3 separate regions of the Mus musculus genome follow, and regions 1 and 2 are each linked to region 3. A link is a loop called in an ENCODE intact Hi-C map of the cell type or tissue named here. Cell type or tissue: gastrocnemius. All regions are shown on one strand.

The links. A loop is a pair of places that touch in the nucleus more often than their neighbours do. Peaks named below come from ENCODE experiments on the same cell type or tissue, not always from the same donor. Only the 100,000 strongest peaks of a DNase experiment are listed, where the experiment ranks them.
Region 1: it touches region 3 in a loop (4-fold over the local background); 7 of 42 quality-filtered maps call a loop at or near these places.
Region 2: a loop joins it to region 3, with 11 times the contacts of the local background. A loop is called at or near these places in 11 of 42 quality-filtered maps.

Annotation. Positions count from the first base shown.
Region 1 is chr17:24,303,587-24,311,586 of GRCm38, forward strand. It overlaps Abca17 (ATP-binding cassette, sub-family A (ABC1), member 17), which reads right to left. Exons shown (of 31, transcript NM_001031621.3): 13 at 3,860-4,014. Among named protein-coding and RNA genes, the nearest start is that of Abca17, 43 kb to the right of the region's middle. In gastrocnemius, a CTCF peak has its summit at 4,118 (motif pointing left); a DNase peak (open chromatin) is centred at 4,110.
Region 2 is chr17:24,385,611-24,393,610 of GRCm38, forward strand. It overlaps Abca3 (ATP-binding cassette, sub-family A (ABC1), member 3), which reads left to right. Exons shown (of 33, transcript NM_013855.3): 16 at 207-362; 17 at 572-782; 18 at 1,826-1,976; 19 at 7,278-7,376. Among named protein-coding and RNA genes, the nearest start is that of D330041H03Rik, 25 kb to the right of the region's middle. In gastrocnemius, CTCF peaks have their summits at 4,444 (motif pointing left) and 5,730 (motif pointing right); DNase peaks (open chromatin) are centred at 4,466 and 5,748.
Region 3 is chr17:24,148,619-24,156,618 of GRCm38, forward strand. It overlaps Amdhd2 (amidohydrolase domain containing 2), which reads right to left. Exons shown (of 11, transcript NM_172935.4): 10 at 7,953-8,000; 11 at 7,215-7,467. The coding sequence ends at 7,379. It also overlaps a transcript of Pdpk1 not described here. Among named protein-coding and RNA genes, the nearest start is that of Pdpk1, 11 kb to the left of the region's middle. In gastrocnemius, a CTCF peak has its summit at 3,728 (motif pointing right); DNase peaks (open chromatin) are centred at 3,474 and 3,717; H3K4me3 peaks cover 934 bases; H3K27ac peaks cover 822 bases.

The sequences.
Region 1 (8,000 bases), 150 kb after region 3:
GAAGAGTCACAAAAATAAACCATCCAGACTAACTGGGAAGAAGGGAGAAGAAGGGAAAGTCAAAACTTAGAGACAGCCAGGCTCCCACAGGTGTATAAGACAAAACAAAGAAAAACAAAGAATAAAATACAACCACCAGCCATAACCCTCCCCAATCAACCAGCTCCCCTGTAAGGGAACCTAAAACTACAGACAGAGCTGAAATGTATGAGAGAAAATTCACAGTCTTACTTTTTAAAAGAATTAATGAGCAAACAAGAAGATACAAACAAATGCATGAACTAAGAAAACTTACCCAAGACCTTGACAATACAGTCTCCAACGTGAATGAGCTAGTCAGTAAACTGAAGGAAACTTTCAAAATGTGGAGAAAAATTCAGTAAAGAGATCGAAACATCAGAAAAAAATAATAACTAGAATTGGGCAGTGGTGGTGCACGCCTTTAGTCCGAACCCTTGGGAGGCAGGCAGATCTCTCTGAGTTGGAGGCCAATCTGGTAACAATAAAACAAAGAAAGAAAGAAAGAAAGAAAGAAAGAAAGAAAGAAAGAAAGAAAGAAAGAAAGAAAGAAAGGAAGGAAGGAAGGAAGGAAGGAAGGAAGGAAGGAAGGAAGGAAGGAAGGAAGGAAGGAAGGAAGGAAGAGGAAGAGGAAGAGAACCAAATAGAGATATTTGAAATCAAGGAGATAGTCAATCAAATACAAATCCCAACAAATACTATCATTAATATATATATCCTATATATTCATACTCTATAAAAGGATAAATTCCTGTGATGGAGGGCCAAGTAGAGACAATAATAGCAACAGACAGATAAGGAGTTAAGGCATTGTAGTGGCTATTCCTGGTTGTCAACTTGACAATATTTGGAATGAACTACAATCCAGAATTGGAAGGCTCACCAGTAACCCTTATCTGGAGGCTTGGAGAGCCTTATCTGGATCTTGATATGGAGATCTTGAGCCATAGTGGCTATGGATTCCAGAAGATTGAATCTCCGAGTTTAAGAAACACACCTTTAATCTGGGCTACGCCTTTCATCTGGGATTAAAGGTGTGGTGGAACACACCTTTAATCTGGGCTACACCTTCTGCTGGAGACAATATAAGGACATTGGAAGAAGGGAGTCTAGCTCTTGCTCCTTCGCCTGCTTGCTGCGTGAGACTGAGTAACTGCTAGATCCTTGGACTTCCATTCACAGCTGTGACTGAACAATTGTTGGGAATTGGGCTGCCGACTGTAAGTCATCAATAAATTCCTTTACTATCTAGAGACTAGCCATAAGTTCTGTGACTCTAGAGAACCCTGACTAATACAGGCATTAAGGAGCACCAGTGAAATTTCCAAGCAATCTGGGATATATTCAAAAGGTCAAACATAATAATTCATGGTATAGAAGAAGGAACAAAGATAAAATCAAATGCACTAAACAGACTATTTAATGAAATTACAGCAGAAGACTTTCCAAACACAGAAATAGACACCCAACCACAAGAGGTACAAAGAACTTTAAGTAGACCTAACTAGAGAGGAAAGTCTCCATGACAGGTCCAAGTCAGGATGTCAAGAAAAGCAAGTAGTGGGACTTCCTGCCCACCTCCCTGTCTGTGTTGGGATTTTGTCGGGATTGAGCTTGTGTTGGTCTGGTACATGCTGTCAGAATCACTACTCATTTATACGTACAACTCTCCTGCTCCAGGACAGACCTACGTCCAAGAAAGCAGAACACAGACTGAACCCTGTGGGGGAGCGGGGACAGGGAACATGAAAAAACCTAAAAGTTGGGGAGGTGGGGAATTGAGGGTGGAAATGAGAGGAGGGAGTTGGGTAGTGAATATGATCAAAATACATTGAATGAAATTCTCAAAGACTTAATAAAAAATATCACTAGGCATGATAGTGTACACCATTAGGCTCATCACTCAGGAGGCAGAGGTAGGTGGATCTCTGTGACTTGAGTTCAGCCAGGTATACATAGCAAGTTCCAGGCCAGCCAAGTTCTACCTAGTGAGACTCTTGTCTCAAAACAAACAGACCAGACAAGAATGAGATGACAAAATTTATGTGATGTGTATTTTATCTCAATAAAAACTTAAAAATTGGGGCTGGAGAGATGGCTCAGAAGTTAAGAACACTGACTGCTCTTCCAGAGGTCCTGAGTTCAATTCCCAGCAACCACATGGTGGTTCACAACTATCTATAATGAGATCTGATGCCCTCTTCTGGTGTGTCTGAAGACAGCAACTGTGTACTCAAATAAAATAAATAAATCTTAAAAAAAAAAAAACTAAAAAACTAAAAAATTGGGCTGGCGAGATGGTTCAGCGGGTAAGAACACTGACTGCTCTTCCAAAGGTCCTGAGTTCAAATCCCAGCAACCACATGGTGGCTCACAACCATCTATAATGAGATCTGATGCCCTCTTCTGAAGACAGCTACAATGTACTTATGTATAATAATAAATAAATCTTTGGGCCAGAGAGAGCAGGGATTGAGCAAGCAGAGTTGACTGGAGTGAGCAGAGGTCCTAAAATTCAATTCCCAACAACCACATGAGTACAGCTACAGTGTACTCATATACATGAAATAAATAAACACATCTTTTAAAAAAACACTAAAAATTTGAATGCAAAAAATTGATAAATATTCTAGAAGTCTCTTTTGTCCTAATATTTGGTCTTTACTTTGATACGTGATTTTCTTTGCTACAGAGAGATCCTTAATTCCCTAGAATTATCTAAACGAATGGAGTGTCTTTTGTTCTAATGAGGTGACTCTCAGCACACTGTTGGGTAGCTTTAGGAGTTGGGACTGGTCATCGGAAAGACTAAGCTACGATCGGAACCTCTACTCCCCTCCTCCAGGAAAACTTGATAACTAATCCATCATGCTTACATAATAAAACTTGTGCAAACATTTCTAAGCTTCTCCATATGGGGTTCCTGGGTTGATAAATGCTTCGAAGAGCTGGGAGGGTTTGCCTCCTAAGGAGTGTGGACAACTTACCCCTTCCCAAGGCCTTGCTATATCTGCTTCATCTGAGTGTTACTGTAGTCATCCTATCTATCTATCTATCTATCTATCTATCTATCTATCTATCTATCTATCTATCTATCTATCTATTTATCTATCTTTTATTTCTGCAATGAACTAGTCACTATTAGTTCATGTTCCCCAGTTTTGTGAGCAGTCACAGAAAATACTGAACCTGGGGCGTGAGCTATGGAAGTGACTTGAGTTTGCAAGTGGCATCTGAAGTGGAAGACGGTCCTGTGGGACTGGATGCTTGGGTTGATGGGGAGAGTTAGCCAGCTACAGGTTGCATCAGGTCTAAGTTACAGGATACCCAGTCAGTGTATACAGAACTGGATCAGACAGGAAACTGCCTTCCCACATCTAGTGTCAGCATGTGGAGAAACTTATATATATGGTCCCTTAAAAAGACCCCACCCACCGGGCGTGGTGGCACACGCCTTTAATCCCAGCACTCGGGAGGCAGATTTCTGAGTTCGAGGGCAGCCTGCTCTACAAAGTGAGTTCCAGGACAGCCAGGGCTACACAGAGAAACCCTGTCTCAAAAAACAAACAAATGAACAAACAAACAAACAAGACCCCACCCAACCCCAGACTAAAGCAGATGAAACAGAGCGCCTCTCTTACCATTCTTAAGGATGGATCCAGACCCACTTCCTCTCTCTTACCATTCCTAAGGATGGATGCAGACCCACTGCATCTCTTACCATTCCTAAGGATGGACACAGACCCACTGTCTCCCTTACCGTTCCTCAGAGTGGACACATTCCCACTGTCTCTCTTACCATTCCCAAGAGTGGACGCAGACCCACTGTTCACCAACTCACCTGACCGTAGAAATAAAGGTGGTCAGTTACTGTAAAGTTATCAAATAAAATGTCATGCTGTGGGCACCAGCCCAGGCTCTTCCTAATTTGAACCATGTCTTTTGAAATTTCACATCCATGGATATATGCATGTCCTTTTGATGGAGTAATGAGACCTAGAACCAAGCAGAGAAGACATCCTAATGTCATTTTCAGTCAGAGGCTGTAAGAGCAGGAATGCCTAACCATCACCCTGGCTCAGGGGATCTAGCACCCTCTTCTGGCGTCCTTGGGCATCAGGCACATACATGCATGCAGGCAAAACATTTATATGCATCGACTAAAACAATAAATCTTAAAGTAGGTGGTAATGACGAATGCCTCTAATACCAGCACTCAGGAGGCAGAGGCAGGAGGATCTTTGTGAGTCGAGGCCAGTCTGGTCTACAGAGGGAGTTCTAGGACAGCCAGGGCTACACAGAGAGAACCTATCTCAAAACAAAAGAAGACAATGCCACCACCACCACCACCACCACTACCACCACCACCACCAAAACCCACTTAAAAAAAAAAAACAACAAATGATGTTTAATAAGTTCCACCATGGAAAGATAACTACTGTTAAATTTTAGATATATAGCTTTACCTAGTTTTGTTTGGTTGTTTTTTGGTTTTTTGAGACAGGGTTTCTCTGTGTAGCCCTGGCTGTCCTGGAACTCACTCTGTAGACCAGGCTGGCCTCGAATTCAGAAATCTACCTGCCTCTGCCTCCCAAGTGCTGGGATTAAAGGCATGTGCCACCACACCAGGCACCTTACCTAGTTTTATACACATTTTATTTGTTATTTATGTTTGTTGTGGTAGAGATAGATTGAACCTAGGGTTTTACATAGGCCAGGTAAGAGCTTTACCAATGAGCTAGACTCTTAAACCCCATATATTGTGTTTATACTAAAATAAAAAATATATCTTGTTCTTTTAGAATAACATTTTCTTTTCTGTTTTGTGGGTTTCTAGTTGTTTGTTTGAGACAAAGTTTCTATGAATGCTGAGCTGCCCCTTGCTTTGCCATATAACTCGGACTGGCCTAAACATTCTGACACAGACCAGGCTAGCCCTTCTCGGCATGCACTAAGATGCTTAATTTCACTGCTTGCTGTTGGCCGTCGCGTGCTTGTTTTTAGTATAATGGTGTATTCAGGCTATTTGTCTACAGGAAAACTGTATCTTTTTTATTTTTCTTTCTCTCTTTTTTTTTGAGATGAAGTTTGATTGCATAGGCTAAACTTTTGACAGACTTTATAGCCATGTACTTATTAAACATCATTTGTTGTTTTTTTTTTTTTAAGTGGGTTTTGTTGGTGGTGGTGGTAGTGGTGGTGGTGGCGGCATTGTTTTCTTTTGTTTGTTTTCATGCATGGCTAGAAACACATCATTAAAACACACATTTCTTTACACGCCTCAGTTGTGTGCGTGGCAGGGGGCATAAGACCCGAGGTGGCAGAGAAAAGCTCAAGGGAGCCAGCTCTCTCCCTCCACCATAGAGGTTCTGGGGTTTGAATTTAAGCCTTCAGCCTTGGTGGCACGTGCCTTTACACGTGGCGCCACCTCACCAGCTCAGATGTGTAGAACTCTTCAGAGCTAAAACAGACCTCATGGTCACAGAGCATGGCCTGTGCCCTTCCCAGGAAATCTCTGTGTGAGGTTTACTGTACAGTGTGACTCTGTGGTGTCCTTGGCGCCCGACTGCCAGGATCCCTTTCCCTTCAAAGCTGTCACACTCACACTGGGGATATCTCCCCCTGCTCAGTCCTCCTGTACCACCCCCCCCCCCGAACCCTGGCACAGCTGTAACACCTGCAATACACACATAAGATGGTTCAAAGCTAGCTGTGACTTCAGCTCCAAGAGAAACACCTTCCCTTGCCACTGTGGCGAGTTTTAACACATACGTGAATGTTGAAGCCAGAGGCCAACCTCAAGTGTCATTCCCTGGGAACTGTAGGCCTTATATCGAGAGATAGCTCACTCTCAGGGACTGGAGGCTTGGCTGACTGGGCTGGGCCGGTTGGCCAGAGAGCCCCAGGGATTCACCTGTCTCTTCCTCCCTCCGAAGCACTGGGATTGCAGTGGGCACTGAACTAAGTCATTGTTTTGTGTGGCAAGCTCCCTAACACGGAGAACCGAGACTATGATGAGGAGGGCCTCTACAGCTATGCAGAGTATATCAGAGTATATCTTCAGCTATTCAGCTAACAAGAGAGCAGAGCCCAAAGCCAGGCGTGGTGGTGCACGCCTTTAATCCCAGCACTCGGGAGGCAGAGGCAGGCAGATTTCTGAGTTCGAGGCCAGCCTGCTCTACAAAGTGAGTTCCAGGACAGCCAGGGCTACAGAGAGAAACCCTGTCTCAAAAACCAAAAAAAAAAAAAAAAAAGAGGAGAGAGCGAGAGAGCAAGAGAGAGAGAGAGAGCGAGCAGAGACCAAACTCAAAAATGCCCAGCTGCCTTTAAAGGTCAGTGTGTTCTCTGGAGCATGACATCTTGGAGCCCTAGAATGCTGCAATGGGGGCAGCGTGTGCACGCGCGCACACACACTTGTATGCCCACACATGCTCACACACACACACGTGCTGGGAAAGTACTCAGTCATTCATTTGGACCCCCGGCTCTTTAAAAAAGAACAAACTTCTCCCGTTATAGGGAAATCCACAAAACTGGCCTCTAGGATGAGGTAGGTGTGTCAGGCTAGCAACCACTGCTACTTTCCCCTAGGCTTCCATATCAGAGGTCAACCACATACAGAGGCCGGATAGATGGCTTAGAGGTTAGGAACACATACGGTTCTTATTGCGCACCCAAATGCAGGCTCTACCTCACAACCACCTATAACTCCAGTTCCAGTCGATCAGATGTCCTCTATGGCCCCTGCAGACAACTGAACTCACATGTACATACCTAAAGACAGGCATACATATAATTAAAAATAAATCACTTTTTAAAGGTGACAAGGTGTAGGAGCTGGGGGGGATAGCTGGTAAAGGGTTTGTCCTGCAGGTATGAGGACTGTGTTCAATCCTCAGCACCCATGTAATCCCAGCTCTGGGGAGGCAGAGGCAGGCAGATACCCAAGGCTCCTTGGCTAATCAGCAAGCCTCAGGTCCCCATGGGCAAACCTGTTTCACGAAGCAAGGTGCACAGCTCCAAAGAATGACACTCGAAGCTGACCTCTGGTTTCCATCCACACACCCACAGCCACATGCACTACATACATACCCAAGGATAAAAGGTGACACTACTCTAGAGTAATTATAGAAAGCATTTGTGCAGGGTAATAGTGGTGGCACACACCTTTAATCCCAGCACTTGGGAGGCAGAGGCAGGCGGATTTCTGAGTTTGAGGCCAGCCTGGTCTACAGAGTGAGCTCCAGGACAGCCAGGGCTATACAGAGAACATGTCTCTAAACAACAAAACAAAACAACAACAAAACAAAGAAAAAAGTTTCATGTAAATTTTAACAACAAAAAATGTAAATAACTTCAGAGAAAAACTAAAACTTGATAAAGTAGAAAAACAATACATCATAATACATAAGGTTGGGGATTTTTCTGACATATTATTCTCTCTCTCTCTCTCTCTCTCTCTCTCTCACACACACACACACACACACACACACAGAGTACGGAGCTGGATATAATGGCACAAAGCTATAACCCTAGCACTTGTTACTTGAGGCTAGCCTGGGCTACACAGCAGATTCTTTCTGCAAAAAATTATGGCCTTGGAAGCCTTGTGCTAGGCAATGTCCTGGGGAAGCAGCTGGATTCTCCTTTTCTACTGAGTATCTGCAGAGCTCATGAATGTCATTATGTGTCTCCTAGCGGCATCCTTTTCACTAAGCCAGAGTTAATTTTTTTTTGGTATGGTCTATAATTTTGTTAGAAATCTGTGATAGAGCTTCTACAATCTTGCACTCATAGTGGGCATTCACCAGTATTTACGGTTCAGCCTTCCAGTCAATGAAACCTACGTGCTCTGTGCAAACACACTGTCCCAGCACTGTGGGTCCAGAAGGAAACAGGGCAGATTCTTAGGGGATAAGATGGGATGGAGAGACAGAGAAATCACATACACATACAAACAAAATGCAGAAATCCTGGCCTCA
Region 2 (8,000 bases), 240 kb after region 3:
AGGGGGTCTGTGAATGCCCCAGTATGCCATTAGCCTCACATCGGTCTGTTTTGAGGAGCTATTCTAAAAAAAGCAAGGGTAATTGTGGAGAGATAAGCAGAGTCCAGGAATGCCAAGGGAAGACATCTCTTGAGCCAGAGAAGTGCAGTATGGTTTAGTGCCTATCCATCCCGCCTGCCTCACAGCCTCTCATTCCTGCCTTCCAGCTGAAAGGCCTCTCTCTCCAGAAGTGTCCTGAGGAAGTCAAGCAGATGCTACACATCCTCAGCCTGGAGGACAAGCGTGACTTACGGTCCAAGTTCCTGAGTGGGGGCATGAAGCGCAAGCTCTCCATTGGCATCGCCCTCATAGCGGGCTCTAAGGTATAGGGCAGGGGCCTGGCCTCTCGATGCAGCCAAGGCAGGCTCCCACACAAGGACAAACCCTGGGTGGCGACACAGCTTATCTAAATTTTCTTGATTAGAAGACAGCTTATCTAATGAAGCTGCAGAAGGCCACATAGCACAGCCATCCTGAGCCTGAGATACAGCTCTGTCACTGTCACACGACTTCATTCACCTCTCCCCTCCAGGTGCTGATGTTAGATGAGCCCACCTCAGGCATGGATGCAGTGTCCAGAAGGGCCATCTGGGACCTTCTCCAGCAGCAGAAGAGTGACCGCACCGTCCTGCTGACCACTCACTTCATGGACGAAGCTGACCTGCTGGGAGACCGCATCGCCATCTTGGCCAAGGGGGAGCTCCAGTGCTGCGGGTCTTCACTATTTCTCAAGCAGAAATACGGTGAGCAGTGGGCAGCAGGAGTCCAGTCAGCCTCATGACGGGGCCAATGCCCTCTGGGAAGGAAGGGTCGACAGTAACTGGGCAGGGCAAGCTCTAGCTTTCTCTCTTGTCCCACAGAGGTTTGTAGGAATGGTAAAGCAGGAATCTTGTGTGGTGGGGCTCTCGCTAAGCCACATCAGGGCTACCAAGATCAGGAGCCTGTGGGAGTAGACAGGAGTCCTGGAAGTGCTTACCATTGCTTTCCTACATGGAGCGCTGAGAGCGATCTTCACTGCACAGCCCAGTCTAATAGGTCGCTGTGTGGAGTGCCTGGTTTGCTGTTGTCGCTGCCTGGTCTAGCATTAAATCCCTGGCTCCTACCCTCAGAAGGCCCCGTGGTTCCCATCTCACCTCTCTCCTGCACCATGCACATACCCTAGAGATACCCAGCAGAACCAGAGCAGGTTAGACAGGGGCCCCATCGTCCCCGGTGGCCATGTATCTAGTGAAGATACTGGGGTACCTTGATCAAGAAGGAGTGGTATCCATCTCTACTAGGGCCTCAAGAGTTCTGCTTGCAGCTTCTTGCCTGTCTGCCCAGTTAGCCAGGCCATTGATTTCCCTGGGTCCAACACCCTTGTCTCTGAAGGGAATAAGAGCAAGCCGTTTCCTGCAAAGCATTGTTGGACGAGAAGCCAGATAGAGCTCAGTATTCGCAGTGCAGTCCCACAGCTCCCGCTGTGTCCCTTCCTTCCCTGCAGCCATGTTCAGCATGAACCCTCCAGTGCACACACACTCACATGCTTAGACTATTGCTGTGCTTCTATCCTCGAGCGGTCTCTGGCCTCTATTAGGTGTGCCTGGCTACATTCAGTGAACAGTCCCCAGCACTATTCCCCCAGTAGGTTGTGGGAGGTAACACTCAGCGCTGCATGGAAGAGCCCGAGAAGCATCTGCTCTGGCCCATTTGCACCCATTGTGCAGATACTTCCCCGTGATTCTGTGTGGCGTGGCAGAAGAAGTGGGACCTCCGGTGAGCCTAATGCTTGGTCCACGTGTTACAGGAGCTGGCTACCACATGACGCTGGTAAAAGAACCGCACTGCAATCCTGAAGGAATCTCTCAGCTGGTGCACCACCATGTCCCCAATGCCATGCTGGAGAGCCATGCTGGGGCTGAGCTGTCCTTTATTCTTCCCAAGGAGAGCACGCACAGGTATGTATCCTAGAGAGCCACAGATCCAGATCCGGGAAGGCCCCGTGGCTGTGAGGGCTCTAGACCCTCTCTGTTATAACTACTGAGCACCTCTCAATCTTTAGGTCGGGGATGGGCAGTGGCAGGGTTAAGCACCAACTGGGCTTGTGGGACAAAACTGGAGTCCCACATCTGCTCAGGGGTAGGGCCGCTGGGCGAGGTGGACTCGGGAAGTTTGTGCTGCAAACCCCACAGAATTGCCAGGCAGGTATAGGGATGTGAGAAGCCTTGGGATCCTGCTCTGGGGGTGAGGAAAGGGCACAGTCTGGGGTACCCGTGGAACTGCTGGAGTCAGGCACCACAAACCGCTGGGCACCTCAGAAGAGCCAGTTCTCGGGTCCCTGGGCCCACGGAGGCCAGGGACAACAGGTTCTCACTCTCAGACATCGCACACACCGCTGTATGTCTCAGTGGGGACCCTCAGGCAAACTCTGGCCTGGGGACCTGTCTTAGTCAGGGTTTCTATTCCTGCACAGACATGATGACCAAGAAGCAAGTTGGGGAGGAAAGGGTTTATTCAGCTTACACTTCCATACTGCTGTTCATCACCAAAGGAAGTCAGGACTGCAACTCAGGCAGGTCAGAAAGCAGGAGCTGATGCAGAGGCCATGGAGGGATGTTCATTACTGGCTTGCTTCCACTGGCTTGCTCAGCTTGCTTTCTTATAGAACCCAAGACTACCAGCCCAAAGATGGTACCACCCAAAAGGGGCCCTTCCCTCCTTGATCACTAATTGAGAAAATGCCTTCCAGCTGGATCTCGTGGAAGCATTTCCCCAACTGATGCTCCTTTCTCTGTGATAACTCCAGCTGTGTCAAGTTGACACAAAACTAGCCAGTACAGGACCAAAGGGAAAAGGGTAGAAGAAGAGTTCTAGCAGGTTACCGCAGGGAGGGCATCCCTGGGCAGGTTTGCTGCGAGTGGTGGAGACGGTGGCTAGAGCACAGGGAGGCTTCCAGGTGAGAGGTTAGATACTCAGCTCCGTAGAGGGAGACCTGCTCCATTGCTCCAGCACAGCGGGTCCCGATGAGAAGAGGTAGTCCATGGTTTTAAGGTGTTTATTGTAGAAAGGCAGAGATAGGGAGAGAGTGGGGACGGAGAGGCTAGCTATGGCCATGTGGAAAGAAGGAGGAAAGGAAGGGGGAGAGGGAAAGAGCAAGAGAATAAGAGGTAAGAGAGTAAGAGAGCAAGGAGGGGGCAAGCAGCTCCTTTTATAGTGGGCTGGGCTACCTGGCTCTTGCATTAACTGTGGGGAGGAGCATACCTGACTGTTGCCAGGTAACTGTGGGGGTGGAGTCCAGACAATACCAGAAGCTTGGGGCATTGCCCACATGACTGATGGCCACTCTTTGCAGGGGGAGGCTGTGAGGCGACACCGAACACCTTCTGTCCCTTAGGGTCACTGGGGTTCCAGGCCTGTTCTTGACGGGGACCAGGCTGTCTGTGCACAGCTCACCGCCCTACATGGGCAGAAATTGCTTATTACTTACTACAGCAGAGAGAGATTGCTGGTACCTGAGGAGGACAGATATACATCAGACAGGCTAAAAAAACATCCACTTCTTGTCTGCATTCATACCCACACAAGGTCTCCCTTCTAACACCAGCTTGAATATATATAAAAGTTCTTGCCAAGCATGGTGGTGCATACCTGTGATCCTAGCACTTGGGAGACAGAGGCAAGAGGATCATTTCAAGGTCATCCTCAACTACATCGTGAGTTCAAAGTCAGCCTAGGCTGCATCAGACCCTATTCAACCTCCCTCCAAAAACAAGTAAATACATTCTTTAAAACATATGTAGAAGTACAAACAGTTATTTGTGGAGCTACCATGCATTTGCAGACAAATTGTGAGTGTTCAGAACTTCTCTGTCTCAGGATTAGAAGCAGTCAATTCACCCATTCCCTTGCTCCTCTCCTCCTCCTCCTCTTCTTCCTCCTCTTCCTTTTCCTCCTCCCTCTCCTCCTCTCCTCTCCTCTCTTTCTTCAACCACATAAAACATTTTGCAAACTTAAAAAGTCCCAGACTTTAAAAATTCCAAGGTTTCAAAATCTCAGTCTCAGACGGGCAGTGATGGCGCCACACTCCTTTAGTCCCAGCACTTGAGACAGAGGCTGGCAGATCTCTGAGTTCAGGCCAGCCTGGTCTACAGAGCAAGTTCCAGGACAGCGAGGACTCCACAGAGAAACCCTGTCTCAAATAAACAAAAAGTCTAAAATCTCTATAAAACTCCAAATCTCTTTCAAAACTTGAAATCTCTCAACTGTGGACTCCTGCATTTAAAAAAAAAGTTAAGTACTTTCTTAGTCACAACCAAATTAAAGCAAAAGCAGACTCCATCTGTGTAAATAAGACAGTGTCCAATGTCTGATTCACTGATGATTTTCTGGGATCCTCAGACTTGGGCCGCTTCTCTGGCGCCCTCTACAGCACACACAGATTGTCTCCTGGTCTCAGGCTGACTCCACTCAACAGCTGCTGTCCTTGGTGTTCATCCCATGGTACTGGCATCTCCAAAATGCTGGGGTCTCTGCTGCAGGTGGGCTGCACCAATAGGCTTTCCTGGGCTCTCTTCAAGAATTCTAGCTCTGCCACACAGTGCCAAGCCTCAGCTGCTCTTCATGACTCCTCCATGCCTTCATACCAGTACCACCTGGGGGGTCTCCTCACATGACCAAGTGTGGCTCCCAGAATGAGGTACCTGACGAGGGCACCTCTGGAATACAGCTGCTGTGTGCTGACTCTGAGGAAACACTTCCCAGAAGATTTCACCTTAATGATGCTGGTCTTAATCCCAGTTAATTTCTCAACTCCAGCTGAATAGCATTGATTATCCCAGCAAAGCAAAGGTTTCATATTAGCTACTCTGGTATCTTGTTAAGCACAGCTGATTCACCATCTACAGTAACTAGGACCACAAACTAACTGAAAAATCTGCAGTAACCTCAATAAGGTGACTTAGACTTTCCCTAGAACTTTACAACCCAGGCCTCCATCCTCTGCATTTCTATTAACACCTTTCTAGCTGCCACAGAACAGCTCACCAAAATTTGAACATATAATGGATGTTCTAACCCAAAGTTGCAAAGTCCACGATTCTCTCAAAAGCACACTGTCAGGTCTCTCTCGGCAATCAATACCCCACAATCCTTAAACCAATGTCTGCCTTACTATCGCTTTGATGAAACACCATGACCAAGAGCGAGTTAGAGAGAAAAGGGTTTGTTTTGCTTACACTACCATGACTGTTCCTCCCTGGAGGAAGTCAGGGCAGGAACCTGGAGGCAGGAGCTGATGCAAAGGCGGAGGGGTGCTGGTTAGTGTTCCGCTCAGCCTACTTCCTTATAGAGCCCAAGACCACCATCTGAGATGACCCCACCCACAATGACTGGGCCTTCTCACATCAATCAATCATTAAGAAAATGCCTTACAGGCTTGCCTGCAGCCTGATCTTATGAAGGAATTTTCTTAATTGAGGTCCCCTCCTCTTAGAAGTTGACATAAAACTAGCCAGCACATCAAATATGATTATGTAAGGTTTTGAAGAGGTTTCTAATGGTTTTTTGTAACAGAGGTTCAAACCCAGAGCCTCATGCACTCCACCCCCAAGCAACACCCTCCAACCCATGTAATGATTTTACGTTTCCCTCCTGTGTATGAGTGATTTGCCAGAGTGTGTCTAAGCGTTACATGTCTGCAGTGCTCCTGAAGGCCAGAAGAGGGCGCTGGGGGCTGAACCCAGACCCTCTGCCAGAGTAGCAGTTGCTCTTCTGAGCCCTCTCTCTGGCCCAGTGATTACGATTTGCAGTAACATGGTGTCCTATGGCTTGGGTGCAGCATGGTTTAAAACACCACTATTACGCACTCATTTCATATTTTCAAAAAAGCCGTGTCAGTCATACCATTTTAGGGAGCCCGCGTGTCTGCCATCAGTGACTGTCCCTGCACAAGCAGCCAGATCTCCCGGAAGAAGCAGCTTGCTTCCCTTCCTGTCATCAGGATAAGAGCATGCAACTTTTCAGGGGGTGGTAGGAGAATAAGACAGGGTCTCATTATGTATCTCTGGCTGTCCTGGAACTCATCTATAGGCCAGGTTGGCCTCAAACTCAGAGATCTGCCTGCCTCTGCCTCCTAGTGCTGGGGTCAAAAGTGTGTGCCACCACACCCCGCAGAGAACATGTACTTTTGTCATGGTTGCTTGCTTTGAGTAAGTTTTTGTTGCTATTTACTAGTTAGTTAGTTAGTTAGTTAGTTAGTTAGTTAGTTTTTCAAAGCAAGGTTTCTCTGTGTAGCCCTGACTATCCTGGAACTCACTCTGTAGAGTCAGCTGTCCTCGAACTCAGAGATCTGCCTGCCCCTGCCTCCTGAGTGCTGGGATTAAAGGTGTGCGCCACCGCATCCCAGCTTCAGTGTTCATTGAGTAGGTGGGCAGATACTTGATTGCCACCTTCTCCATTCTGCCAGCTAGAGACAGAATGGTTTCACCACAAGTTGACTTGGGGCGCTACGTCTGGGTGGTGTCTTTGGCTCTGTTATATGTTTTTGGATGTTAATAACTAGCAAGCTTTGGCCCAGGACTATCTTCATATCACCTGTTCCGTCGGAGCTTCTTATGGCTGCCTGGTTCCTGTGTGCTGTGCATCACATCTTTTCCACTGTGGTTCCTTACAGTGTCATCTCAGTGTCCCCACCCTACCCAACTAGTAGCTGGCAGAGGTTAGTTGTGTGAGCTCATGCTTGCTAGTTTGCTTGGTTCTCGGTTGTTCGTAGTTCTTTTCTGGTCTCAGAGGTGGAAAGATGAGCAGGATGACATAGTCACCCCTCTCCTCTCCTCTAAGTTTTTCTGTGAACCTAAAACTGCTCTAAGAAAACTAAGCACTCAGGATGGAAGTGTAGCTGCAGTTCACTAAGAGAACACAGTCGCCGCCTCAGACTTAATCTCCAAATATATTTTTGATTCTTTTTTCTTTTCTTTCTTTCTTTTTTTTTTTTTTTTTTTTTGGTTTTTGGTTTTTCAAACTCACTTTGTAGACCAGGCTGGCCTCAAACTCAGAAATCCTCTTGCCTCTGCCTCCCGAGTGCTGGGATTAAAGGTGTGTGCCACCACGCCCAGCCTGGAGATTCATTTTTAAAGAAGGAAAAATGTCATTGCAATATCATTCTAACCTGTCTTTTCCTCCTTGCGTACAGAGGCAATTATTTAGGAACAAATTATTTGGAAGGTGCCCGAGAAAGCCTTATTGCCCTGGTCTTCTTTCAGGTTTGAAAGTCTGTTTGCTAAACTGGAAAAGAAGCAGAAGGAGTTGGGCATCGCAAGCTTCGGGGCCTCGGTCACCACCATGGAGGAAGTCTTCCTTCGGTCAGTAGGTGTGGGCTTCCGTCCGTCCCAGACCTTTATGGGAGATGATGTTAAAGGGTTCTGCTCTGGAGCACTGTCAGAGCACAGAGATGAGGGCAGAGGGTAGGGGCTCGGAGCCAGAATTCAGATATGAGTTTTACAGGCACCAGCATCTTCAGGAAGCCATGGCCTCTGTGTGACAATCATCCACACCCAGGCCACACAGAGCTAGTAAGTTCTCTGAGGCGTGGGTCACCCCACGAGATTTATGCTTCTACGCTGGAAGTGTGAGGGTTAACTCTCATATCCTTAGAGTGCCAGACCATTGCCGTGGTTACTGGACATTTCTAAAATGCTTGTTTAGCTGGTACAGTGCTAATAACTGGAAGTAAAATATATGCTTAAGCAATTTTTTTCTTCTTGAGGAAACCATGGTCAGAGGAGGCAGAATAATAACGCACCAAAAGTTTTAAGACCTTGAGTTCAAAGGCAGCTGTGGGGACGAACAGGAAAAGCCAGCATTACAGCAGGGAGAAAGCACAGAAGGAGTCTGTGCACCTGGGAACAGAACAGCCAAGAGGGAGGGAGGGAGGGGGAGGGAGGGAGGGAGGGGGAGGGAACAGGTGTTTGCTCACCTGTACGACT
Region 3 (8,000 bases):
CTCACAACCATCTGTACCGCTACAGTGTACTCATATACATAAAATAAATAAATCTTTTTAAAAAATCATTGTACTACTAAACTAAAAAGATAAAACAAGGAAGAGGAAATGACTCAGGGATAGGAACATTACCTCATAGGCATGAACCCACTTAGAAGCTAGGTAGGTACTCAGTCAACACTCAAGAGGTAAAGACAGAAGATTCTTGGAGCTAGCTAGCTATACTAGCCTATTTAATAATCTCTAAATTCATTTTAAAGAGCCTGCCTAAATAGAATCAGGAACTCAAAGAAGATACCCAGTGTCAACTTTAGGTCTCCACATGTATGTACATACACATGTAAATGCATACATACACACATATAAACAACCTCCTGTTGATCCTGGACATTTATATGCACTTACAAGAAACAGATCAAAGTTCTAACAGAGAAAGAGTAAAGTCGGAGAAGCCCGCCATGCCAGGTGTGGAGGAGGCACATGCATTTAAACCAACACCTGGGAAGTGGAGGCAGGCAGATCTGTCAAACTCAGGCCAGCCTGGTCTATGAAGTGAGTGACCAGTCACCGTGACCAGTCAGGGTCACACAGTGAAACCCTGTTTCAAAAAGTCAAACCCAGGTTTTTGTTTTTGTTTTTTTCAAAATAATAAAAAAGAAGCAAGTTAATAAATTTAAATCCAACAATGGCTAGCAAATGGCTCTGCAGGTAAATGTACTTGCTGCCAAGCTTGGTGACCTGCCTGAGTTCAGTGCCTGGGACCTAATTGTCCTCTAACCACCACATACAGGCTGCGGCACACGTGCCACACATACATACATAACTACATGTAAAATACTTTTTAAAGATCCACAGAAAGTGAGGCGTGTTGCTGGGAAAAACTGCTCGGAGACAGAGTGCTTGGCCGAGTTGAATGAGGCCCAAGGTTCATTCTCTAGCATGGCAAAAGTGAGATTCGGTGGCACGCCTCTAGCTTTAACACACTGATGAGTAAGGTAGGAGGATCTCAAGTTCAAGGCCAACCTTGGTCACAGAGTGAAACCCTGCCAAAGGGGAGAAAAAATACAGTGGAGATTTTTCCTCCAATACAGGCGTGAAGGACAGGCAAGATGGCTGAAGTAGTGTGAAGGCACCTGCTGATCATGTTGACCTTGAGTTATGTCACCCAGACACCTCACAAGGGAACCTACGGCTACTTCTCACACCAAGGCACTTCTCTTTTTAAGGTAGAAATTTAATATCCAGCCTTGATCAGCCTAGAACTCATTATGTATGCCAGGCTAGGCTTAAACTCATAGAGATCTTCCTGAATACTAGGATTAAAGGCCTGTAAGACCTGGTATGTATATATGTATGTATGTATGTATGTATGTATGTATGTATGTATGTATGTATGTATTTAAAGATCTTTTTTAATGTTATGTGAGTACAGTGTCACTGTCTTCAGACATGCCAGAAGAAGGCATCAGATTCCATTACAGGTGGTTGTGAGTCACCATGTGGTTGCTGGGAATTGAACTCAGGACCTCTGGAAGAGCAGTCGATGCTCTTAACCGCTGAGCCATCTCTCCAGCCCAAAGCCTGTTTTTCAAAAGTTGTGGTTTTTTTGGTTTTAGTTTATATAAAGTTTTTATGCACAGTGTGATGTTGGGAATCAAACTTAGGAACTTGAACAGAGTTAGGCACTCGATCTACCTCTACAAGTTCAGTTCCCAGTAAATTGATATAAAGTTAAAATCAAAATGAAAGCCTGAGGCACCAGGAAATGGTTTAGTTGGAAAAAATGCTTCCTTTGCAAACACGAGAACCTAAGTTAATTCCCGAGTCCATCTTGTGGAGGACCCAAGTTCAGTTCCCAGCACCCAATCAGACAGCTCACAACTGTCTGTAGCTCTACCTCTAGGGAGATCCAACACCTCTGGCCTATACCTGTACTCATGTGCACATACTCCACAAACACGTGTACTACCCCCCCACACACACACAGACATACCTCTCCTGCCACCCCCACACACAAATGTTTTAAAGGTAACCGTGCAGGTGACTAGAGCAGAGGAAGGAAGCAGAAGGCTGGAGGGCGATTCTGTCTCCAGGATCTTCATGCAGGGAAAGACCTGAGCTAGCCTTAACCAGGTAACTCCTCTTACCTCTGTAAAGACAGAGCACCTGTGTGGGAAGAGTCTGGCTGCCCACCTCAGGGCAACGAACAGGAGGGGAGACGGTCTTACCTGGCCTGGTTCAGCTCACTGGTACCCAAGTTGAGGGAGGGGGACTGTCTTTCCCTTCCCAGAATCCCTTGGGTCTACAGAGTATCTTGAAGCTAAGTATGAAGTAGCTTGAGGGGAACATTGTGAGGTCATGGGAGGGCAAGAGGATGATGGGAACCATCTTAGAAGGGGCTGGAAGATGTCTGGTGTGCACACAACACTAGCTGCACATGGTTCACCCTGTTTCTCTGTCCTAACTAATCCTCATGTAGGAGTGAGGAAACTGGGGTTCAGAGATTAGAAACTTCTACCGATGTGGCACATCTGGACTGTTAAATACTTTCTGCTATGTAACAAATTACCCCCAAAACATTACCTCAAGATGTTTTGGAGTTAGGAGCACAAAAGTGGCCCAGACCTACAGTTAGGCTCAGGTTTCTGCCGGCTGTGTCAAGGTGCAGCGACAAATGAGTGTAGTAGCCTGTGTCTTCAAATCCAGAGGCAGAAGGATCCCAGTTCAAGGATAGTCTCAGATACACAGCAAGCTTAAGTCTGTGCTGTGCTAAATAAGGCTCTGTCCCCCATCCCCCAATCAAAAAAAAAAAAAAGCAAACGTCCCAGTCGTTGAGAGGTCTAAAAGTTTGTTGCTACAGAGATGGGCTGTAGACCTCAGCTCCTCCCACGGAGATGTCTGCCTGCCAGGTCTGCTGCATCTCCCCAGACAAGCGGCCCCACCTGGAAAACTCTCCACTTAAAGTGTGTTCTTTTTTACAAAAACCATTAAAAGTAAGTTGCAATCTGGGTCATTAAAACAAGCACGACACCCTGGCTATTATCATGGGGAAAAGACAGGTCCCTGTGGAGCCCCTCGTGGTACACTTTCCTTTTTTTTTTTTTTTTTTTTTGGTTTTTCGAGACAGGGTTTCTCTGTATAGCCCTGGCTGTCTTGGAACTCATGGTACCCTTTCCTTACAAATGCCACCCGGGCACTCCAGCTGGCCGGCCAAGGGACCCTGAAATGAAGGAAGGATTCAGGGGTACCGCAGGTCCTGCTTGATGCTACAGGCGTGCTGACTCAAGCTTACAAATGGACTCTGCCTATGTTTGTTCCTTTAGCTAAGTCCAAGGGTTTCACCGGTCCCACAGCTCTGTGGGACCGCCTTGGACCGCGGTTGTTGTGATTGGACCTTGGGAGGGGGAGTGGGGGAGCCTCCGGCGGTGGGCGTGACCACCGTGGAACCCTGCTGTACCCACCCGCTGGGGTGAGCCACTCCTCCATCCTGCTGGAGCCTGCCTGGGTGGTTAATGTCGCTGGCCACACCCGACTCCAAACTAGGAGTAATTTCTGCCACGGATGACCTGGACCCCTGCTCAGGAATCATCAGCGGGTCTTAGGAACACCATGTTGCCATGACACTGGAGGTAAAAGGACACGGTTGGGTCCTTTGGCGCGCGGGTCTCAAACCTGAGTTCAACTGAACCTCGCAGGCTGCTACACAGCGCCCGCCGCCAGATGGCACCCATACTTTCTGCAGTACCCAAGCCTTTTCCTCCCGGACACACTGGGTATAACTGTCCGCCTCCACCAGGTGTCTTGGGAGCACTTGTACTGCTCCCCAACTTGTTCTGCACACTACCACTACAGTGACTCAGCTAACCTCAGGGAGTGGCTGTCCCCCAATCCACACCCATACCACAGGCACGTCTGATGCCGTACCAAAATCACCTAAGGCTGGGGCGGCAACTGTGCCCCAGAAACCCCAGGCTGAAGTAATTGGCACAACTTTCTGTGAATAGCCCTCCAGCTCTGAGCCATCAACAAGGGCAAGCTTGTGATTGCAGTAGGGGACTAATGCCAGTGACAGAGTATGTTTGGAAAGTAAAAGTTCTGGAGATAATGGTGTGGTGAATGCATATAGCTACAGAACGTTACAATTAAGAGTGGTTAAAGTGGGGCTGGAGATGGCGCAGTGGTTAAGAGTACTTGTTGTCTACTCTTCCAGAGGACCCTGGTTCAATTCCCAACACCCACATGGCAGCTAATAGCCATCTAACTTCAGTCCCCCGGGGGATGCAGTGCCTTCTCACAGTACCCATGTGGTGCTCAGACATGAGTGCAGGCTGAGTATCCACACTCAAAATAAAATAAAAAGAGAGTGGTGGTGACAGGGGTTGAAGGGCTGGTTCAGAGGCTAAAAGCACTGCTCTTAATAAAGGACCCGAATTCAGTCCTCACATCTATTATCAGCAGCTCCCAGGATAACCCATGTTTCCAGTCTCCTCCAGTGACAGATGCCTATACACATATACATGTGGACATAGGTAAAGCTTTTAACTGGCTAAGAGACCAGATGAAACGGATAGTTCTGTGGTCAACAGGACCTGAATTCAGCTCCCAGCATCGATCCTCTGTAACACTCGCTCCAGGAGACCTGACATTCTGTCCTGGCCTCCTTGGGCACCTGGAGACCTGACATTTTCTCCTGGCCTCCTTGGCACCCGGATGCACATAAATGAACATACATTTTTTTTTTTAATTTTTAAAACTTTTTTTGAGATAAGGTCTCTCTACATAGCCCTAAAACTCACTCAGTAGATCAGGCTACCCTCAAACACAGAGATTCTGTCTCTGCCTCCTGAGTGCTAAGATTAAAGGCATATTAAAATCATTTTTTAAGTGGATAAAGTGGTAAATTTTGGGTGTGGGGATGTAGCTCAGTTGAGACTGCTTGCTTATCATGAGACACTGAACTCAACCTTCAGCACCAAATACAATGGCTGTGTGGTACACACCTGAAGGCGGAGAAAGGGGAAGCAGGCAAGCCCTGGCTGCACAAGACATCTCAGTTTGCTGAGACTGTGCTACCTAGGCTGACCTCCAACTTGATACACAGCTAAGGTGAGCCTTGAACTCCTGGTCCTCCTGCCTCTGCCTTCCAAGGGAATTACCAGCATGTACAACTATGCTGAGCAACTTTATACTCTTTAAAGATTTGTTCTTATTATTTCTAATTATACGTATGTGAGCATGTCTGTGTGTAGGGATGTACAGGTGCCCTCACGGGCCAGAAAAGTCAGAGCACCCAAACCCCGAGTCCTAAGCAAGCTACTGACATAGGTGCAGGGGCTTGAACACAGGTTCTCTGGACAAACAATAAGTGCTCTTAAACACTGAGCCATCTCTCCAGCCCCATCTTTTTGTTTGTTTGTTGTTGTTTGTCTTATTTTGAAACAAGGTTTCTCTGTGTAGCCCTAGATGTCCTGGAATTCACTCTGTAGACCAGGCTGGCCTCAAATTCAGAAATCTGCCTGCCTCTGCCTCTCAAGTGTTGGGTTTAAATATATGTACCACCACTGCCCACTTTAAAAAAAATAATAATCCAAATTCCTAATTGCAATTCCCGAACCCCTGAGCCTTCTCCCAGCTGTTCTGCCAACAGGCAGACCTGCTTGACTCTGTCCTCTGCTGAGGCCGTCTCTCCAGCCTCACAACCTTCCCAGTGCTAGCTCCATCATTTCTGGGCAACCCCACAACACATAGCTCACTCATCTGAGCCCCTCCTGACTGCCTATCCAGTGCAGCTGCATGAATCCACTGAAAGTGGACCTGGGCAGAGCAGGGCCAGCTTTGTACTAGAAATAGAACTCAGGACTACGTGCATGTCAGACAAGCTCTCCACTACAGAACTGCACCTTGACCCTCCTGGTCAACATTCATAAAGAGTTTGAGAGTGAGACCTTCCACCAGTGGGAGGTTTCTACAGGCTGCTGAGTCCTGCTAGACTGGCCTCACGTGACACATGCTCCCCCTGTCTTTTGTGCTTGTCACACTCCAAGAGTTGGTCAGTCATGGAGGGGTGTGGCTATGGCACAGACCCAGGTTCTCTTACTTACCTCTCTCCTCATCGAGGTTGCCAGCATGCTGGCTTTCTTGGGTTGAGAGCATACCTAGTGACTAGTGGGTGGTGGCTGGTCCTCATGTGCCCCTGCCTACCAAGTTACTCTCCCCAGGCTGTTGCTCTCAGACAGTGGGAGGCCCAAGAGCATCTTATTTTGTCTGCATATTTTCATTTTCTTTCTTCCCTTTTTAAAATATTATTTCAAGCTTTGGCCTGAAATCAGTTCCTTCAATGGGACCTATATACAAGTGACCTAGGACATCTGTTTGCAACCTCCTATTCCAAGATATAATGTACATGACAGGGGGAAAGACTCACCTAACTACCTCAGGACCCAAATGCAAAATTTCCCAGACCTGACCTCTGACCTCTGGCACATACTCACACATTGCAGCCATTCTTAGAGTCCAAAGAATCCCCAAAGCTTGTACAGTGAAGTTTCCAGGAAGCCTGATAAACCACATTCCCCGGGAGGGAGGACGGCAGGCTAGGGTGCTCTTGCCCAGGTGGGCCTAACAGGACAAACAGAGCAACAAGGCCCAGAGCTGCCCACAAGCACTAGCTAGGGAATGCCAGAGCCACCAAACATGGTGATGAAGCAAGGCTTGTCAAAGCCATTTGGGGTCTTTGAAAAACACCGCCACAGGGAATGGAACTTTTGATTCCCTAAGATGGTGCTAGGCAGGTCTGGCAGGTCAGGGAGCAGTGGGTGGAGTCCTGGGCCCAAATTGGAGGCCCTTAGGGCACCCATTCCAGCATTCACTACTAAATTACCCCAGGCCCCAAGCCAGCATGGTTACATTTGAACTTTGCAGTGGAGAGCTTGGAGCTATGGTCTCCATCTGCCATCTAGCTCAGGGTCAGCCACCCATCACTGTCTCCAGCTTCATCCAGGGACTTCCCCTCAAACTCTCCCACCCACTTCCAACCCTAACACCTTCCTGGGGGTCTACAGGCCTCTAAACAGATCTGACCTACAGAGAAGCTCCTGTACAGCACCCAACTCTTCCGGGTCCCAAGTTAAACCCCATCCCAGCTCTCAGGGCAACAGCAGAAACACCAGCAGCCCGCTGAACACAAGCATAGCTCAAAGCATGACGCAGACAAGGCAAGTCCCACTGTCTGTATTTATCCAAGCCACTGCCTCCCCTCCAGGAGTGATGACTGAGGTTCTGTTTTAGACATAGGGCAGGGCTCTCAGCTTGCTCCCTGGAGACCAGCTCCGTGGACTGCCTGGCCTCTCCAAGTGTCCTTTCCAGCCAAGACCCTCAGTCACGGCCCAGCTTCCTCTGCCTGCCACACCAATTCACCAGAGATGTAAGTGGCCTGGACATGGAGAGTGTCGTCGAGCACCACAAAGTCTGCGGCAGAACCAGAGGATGAGAGGAGACGGTGGAATGGTCCATACCCTACTGCGGGGTCATTCATAACTCAGCCCAGGAAGAAAACTGAGGCCGTCTAGGAATGTAATCTGGACTGGTGGGGGAGCTGGAAGCAAGAGTATCAACTTGGCACAGTGAGGGTCCCTGTAACCCTCACATGGCCTGATGTTATATGCCAGAAAGCCAGGCCAAAAGCAAGTGTCGTAGCACATGCTTGTGATCCTACAAGGCAGGACTGCAGGCTCGTCAGGGCTATATAATAAGACCCCATCTCAAAAACAAAACAAACAAAACAGTAAGGGCCAGTCAGCAGATGACTGAGTCGGTAAAGGAGATGGGGAGGTATGGTTTGCCTCCAAGCCTGACTTAGTTTGAACCCTGGGACTCACATGGTAGGAGAGAACCAACTATAAGTTGTCTGTGCTGGGAGCAGCCCCAGACTCAGCCCCTGCATGGGAACTCACCTGCATCAGCACCAAAGTCCAGGCTCCCCTTGGTCTTCTCCAGCCCCA